Regions from separate parts of the Homo sapiens genome. Here region 1 is linked to region 2. Evidence: read pairs that join two places in POLR2A ChIA-PET (ENCODE). Cell type or tissue: GM12878. All regions are shown on one strand.

Region 1 (2,500 bases), 76 kb after region 2:
ATGACTCAAACCAAAGACCACGGGACGCCACAGGAAACCGAATGCTGGAACCATAAAACAACGCAGAGCAATTTCTTTATTGCCATCTCCTCAGCTTAGAACTTTTCACAGAAGTAATTTATGAAGGGCAAAGTTCTCAGCCCATGGAACTCCAGGGGTTTGGCTTATCTGGTGCATAGAGAGTTCTTTCCTGTTTCACAGAGAACACTGGAGGAGCTTTTCTGTGGAGCTGTGAAGGATGACACCATGTCATAAATGAAAGGTGAAAATGAGTACGCCTGAGACGTCTGCCCTGAGTACTTGCTTCAACAGTCTAAGCTCCAGTTTCAGGGATTATTTTGAGAACTTAATTTAGCTGTAGTCAAACATGCCCATTTGTAAGGGGCCTAAATAAGTCACCTGTCTTTAAGCCCAAGGTCTGAAGCACCATTCAGCTCCTCCAGCATTGTTTGCAATACAAAGATACAAGCACACTTTTCTTTTTAAAATCTGGTCCAATGGCTCTCTGAAGCTGCCTTTAGTCTTCTAAAGGCTCTTTGGCCACCTACTGGATTTTTTCAGTGCCAGAGCTGGGCAGAAAAAGAGCAACTTACTGCCCTTGTTCAAAGGAAAGCGAGAAGAGTTGCAGACTGGAAGCTAGACAGACTTTGTTATTCAGTACCCTCAGGGATTTGCAAGAGAATACCTCAGACACAGTCTGTCACTACCCTTCTCTCCAGGAAAAGCCAATTATTTCTCCAACCTAAGGAGTCCGGCACGAATGGAAAAGCTTCTATGACATCTTTATTGTGGGCAAAAGGAGGGAAAAAGAAAAGTGACAAAATTAAAGTATTTTGCTTATTTTTTGTAAGTTACCAGAGGAAAGATGTTTAAATGACTTGCCAGTTTTTTTCCCCCCTCATATTTAAAAAAGGATTATCAGCTACTTTCACTTTCTAATGAACAGTTCTAGTCTTCTAAAGGAATTCTGTGTGGGACATTTAATTTAAACTGAAATCATTCTGATTAATAAAAAGAGGTGGAAACCTCCTGTTCTTTTTTTTTTTTTTGTATCGAACACGTGAATTCTGTTAGATGTGGCCCTTGAGATCAGAGAGCGAAGCTAGAAAAAAATGGAAGTTACGACTCATTCAGGAAGAACACACTGAAAGTGAAAGATTCATTAAGAATGCGTCTTTAATTCTCAGATAGTGCAGGGGAAGAGGAGCAGGCGCACAGATGGAAGCTGAGGAAGGCTGGGCTGACGGGGTCGCTGTGGGTGCAGCCAGGGTGTAGGGTGTGCTGGAAACTCATCAGAGTCATTTGAGCAACCTCGGTCATGGTTGTGGACATCAGGCTTCCAAAACTACAATTTTTCAAAATCAGATCAGAGTCTGAGAGGTGCTGGTAGTTAGGGACTGTGCCTTAGGTACTGACCCTGAAAGGTGGTGCTGCCTTGAAGGAGGCCTGGTGAGGTGACTTCAAAATGCATACCGGCCAGCGGGGGAAGGACCCAGAGCCCACCTATTAAATGAGTCTAACAGTCATTTAATAAATTGGGAAATTGGGATTCTGAAAGCTGATGTGTGACTTGCTGAAAGTCCAAAGCTACTCAGAGCAGCAAAGCTAAGCAGAGCTGAGACTTAGATTCAGACCTCCTGACCCCAAGAATTGAGAGTTCAGCAGTCTTCTATGTGAAACTCAAAAGCATCCACTGATGCTAGCATCTGTCAGAGAGAGGCAGGACAAGGCCAAGGCCACATGGCTGTGAGCTAGCATCACCAGCCTCTGCTCTGTCATCAGGAGGCATGGCATTGGTACAGATCCCTGGAACCCTGCCAAGTGCTCCAGGCTTTGAGGGCAGCCTCTTCAGCAGTGAAAGAAATCAGGGAAAGACAGGAAAGCCCCTCCAAGGTCAGCGGGCTAGGATGCAAACCACCCAGATGGCCCCCCAGGCTTGCATATCCCTTGGGGCTTTTCATCCGCCTTGGGTCTTTCTAGGTGTTCTGGCATCTCAAGTTGCTTGAAGCATTGCTTTTATTTACCTCTCTGTTGTCTTTCCTTTCTGTCTTCCAAGCAGCTAAGGATACCCCTTGTAGACCTGGTCTCCTCCAGTTTCCTTAACCCATTCTATTTTTTTTTTTTCTTTTTTTGAGATGGAGTTTCGCTCTTGTTGCCCAGGCTGGAGTGCAGTGGTGTGATCTCGGCTCACTGAAACCTCCGCCTCCCAGGTTCAAGCGATTCCTGCCTCAGCCTCCCAAGTAGCTGGGATTACAGGCATGTGCCACCACGCCCGGCTAATTTTGTATTTTTAGTAGAGACGGGGTTTCTCCCTGTTGTTCAGGCTGGTCTCGAACTCCTGACCTCAGATGACCTGCCCTCCTTGGCCTCCCAAAGTGCTGGGATTACAGGCGTGGGCCACGGCGCCCGGCCCTCCTTAACCCATTTATAGTGAATTTCAGAGCAACAAAACATTGCATTTTCAATAAATCTGGATTATGAAGTTGGAAACAAATAAAAG
Region 2 (2,500 bases):
AAACGGCAAGTACTCTTCAGCATCCTCAATTTCCTCCCAGCCACGAAGTCAGGAACAACCTGTACAGACAAAGAAAATAGAAAACTTGCGAAACAATGGCATCTATCATGCTCACTGGATATGTCCGAGGAAACTTTTTCAAAGTCCTTGAAGATGCTTCATTATACTTCTGCAAAGAAAATGCAGTCCACTATACCCAGGCACACACGTGCTCACACAAACTCAATTTCATGCTCTGCCAGCCCCACAACTAAAACGCTGAAGTGCCAGGCGCGGTGGCTCACGCCTGTAATCCCAGCACTTTGGGAGGCCGAGGCGGGCAGATCATGAGGTCAGGAGATCGAGACCATCCTGGCTAACACGGTGAAACCCCATCTCTACTAAAAATACAAAAAAAAATTAGCCGGGCGTGGTGGCGGGTGCCTGTAGTCCCAGCTACTCAGGAGGCTGAGGCAGGAGAATGGTGTGAACCCAGGAGGTAGAGCTTGCAGTGAGCCAAGATAGCACCATTGCACTCCAGCCTGGGCAACAGAGCAAGACTCTTTCTCAATAAATAAATAAATAAAATAAAATAAAACGCTGAAGTCAAAGAACAGCCTCAGTCACCAAACCAATTTAGAATGGGAACTAACACATTTCCACGAAGTATTTCAGAGGCCAGTGACTTCCTGGAGTGCTCCCAATCTGCAAACAGAATTTTCCTAAGGGGTAAAAAAAAGGCTCAACAGATTATACAAATGGCTACCTGGCCACGGTAAATATGTGAGAAAAAACTCACTGTCTCTTTATTCCTTGTAGTTAAACTTTAACGCTCTGCTCTCATCAAGGGAAGAATAGTCCTTTCAAGGCTTCCTCCAAAAGACACTGCTAATTATGGTGATGGCTTTCTCTTACCCTACTAGTCAAGATTCACTTTTAATGGATGAGAGTTTGGAAGATAGATATGCAAGTGTGGTGGTGGGTACCTGTAGTCCCAGCTACTCAGGAAGCTGAGGTGGGAGGATCGCCTGAGCCCAGGGAGGTTGAGGCTACAGTGAGCACTGACCGTGACACTGCACTCTAGCCTAGGCAACAGAGTGAGACCCTCTCTCAAAAAATGAAAAAATAAAAAAATAAAAATAAAATAAAATAAAATAAAGGGGAGCAGTCTACTCAGTTTCCTGCAGCTGGAGTTGTAGGCCCATCCTTGCTGCTTTCAGAGTGTATCCAATCCGTAGGCAGAGAAAAATGGGTATTCTCAGCATGTTGTTAAAATTAGTGGCTTAAAATATTCTATACTGTTTGTATACCCTACACATAGGGTAAGGTTTGGGATCTGTGCGAAAACCTGGGAGATTATGACGATCATCCTCAGACATCTAAGGCTACTAACATTCCAGGTGCCAGAACCACCAAGAGCTGTAAGACAGAGAGCCCTGGCTTCCTATGTCAGAGGAAACACAGAGAGGGAAATTTCAACTCCAGGGAACCTGGAGTATGAGCCAAACACTTCCAGAGCTGCAGTGGCTCACCAGAGGTAAGCACCACTGAGTGCAAGGCGAGGGCAGCACAGCAAAAGCAAACCTGAGCTTGAAGAAGAGATTCGCCTCCCAGCCACACGCAGAAAGCTGTTAACACAGTGTGCAGAAAAAGCAGATGATTTGCTGAGTTTCTCACAATGCTGAATTCATTCTTTTTTTTTTTTAGGGTAAACTGCCATCTTTTAAAATGAGATAAAGACAGTAGATGGTAGAGATCATTTTTTAATGCCCTTACTTAGCAAAATAAAAAAACGGCAACCTTGTGTCTAACTGCAAAAGTTTTGTGTGTCTTGTCCATGAAAACAAAACCCCTGGGAGCTATCAGAGTGCACCAGTGTGTTTTGAGAAAGGAGGGAGAGTGCAGTGGGGGAAATGGCAAAGATGCGGCTGGCAGAATGATGCTGGGCTCAAGGTTCCATCTAAGAGCCATGAACTTTATCCTGTTGCTCTGGAAACCCACTGAAGGGCCCCTCCTCACAATTTTTAAAGCCCACGATGAAATAATCGTATCCACAGCTTAAAAAGCTCTTGGTAGCAGATTTAAAAATGGACAATCAGAGGTATATAACCCAGTTAGGAGGCACTGCCATACTCTTAAGGGACAGGGGCACTACAGCTGGTGGGTGGAAGCAATGCTGTAGAGAAGGAACCAAAAGGAGGCCAGGCAGGCGTCGAGAATGAAGGGCAGGAGTTAGGAAGAGAGCTCCCAGGACAGGAGAGAGTAAAGAGCATGGATGGTTATCAAGTAGGATTTAGAGGAGTTTTGTTTTAAAGCAAACCTACAAATAAATATCTATAACCAAAATGCAGCAGATGGGGAAAAACAGCTGGTTTTGAGAAAGATAGGAAAGGAGGGCATGGGGGATCCCAGGCACAGGAAGATGAAACACAGTGAAACATAACACAAACACAGGCAACCATACTAATATACATGTTAATTGTCAAACTGAACTCTATGAACAGTTGTACCTCTTTCTCTT

What was found. ChIA-PET counts read pairs that join two places held together with the same protein. Peaks named below come from ENCODE experiments on the same cell type or tissue, not always from the same donor. Only the 100,000 strongest peaks of a DNase experiment are listed, where the experiment ranks them.
Region 1: POLR2A ChIA-PET joins it to region 2 with 6 read pairs; 6 of 35 experiments call an interaction of 5 or more read pairs at or near these places.

Annotation. Positions count from the first base shown.
Region 1 is chr6:7,085,358-7,087,857 of GRCh38, reverse strand. No RefSeq gene overlaps it. Among named protein-coding and RNA genes, the nearest start is that of RREB1, 21 kb to the left of the region's middle. RefSeq lists an enhancer at 1,706-1,795. In GM12878, a CTCF peak has its summit at 1,246; DNase peaks (open chromatin) are centred at 287 and 1,217; H3K4me3 peaks cover 1,379 bases; H3K27ac peaks cover 1,330 bases.
Region 2 is chr6:7,161,458-7,163,957 of GRCh38, reverse strand. All of the region lies in intron 1 of RREB1 (ras responsive element binding protein 1), which reads right to left. Among named protein-coding and RNA genes, the nearest start is that of RREB1, 55 kb to the right of the region's middle. RefSeq lists an enhancer at 1-241. In GM12878, no CTCF peak of the experiment used is centred here; no DNase peak of the experiment used is centred here.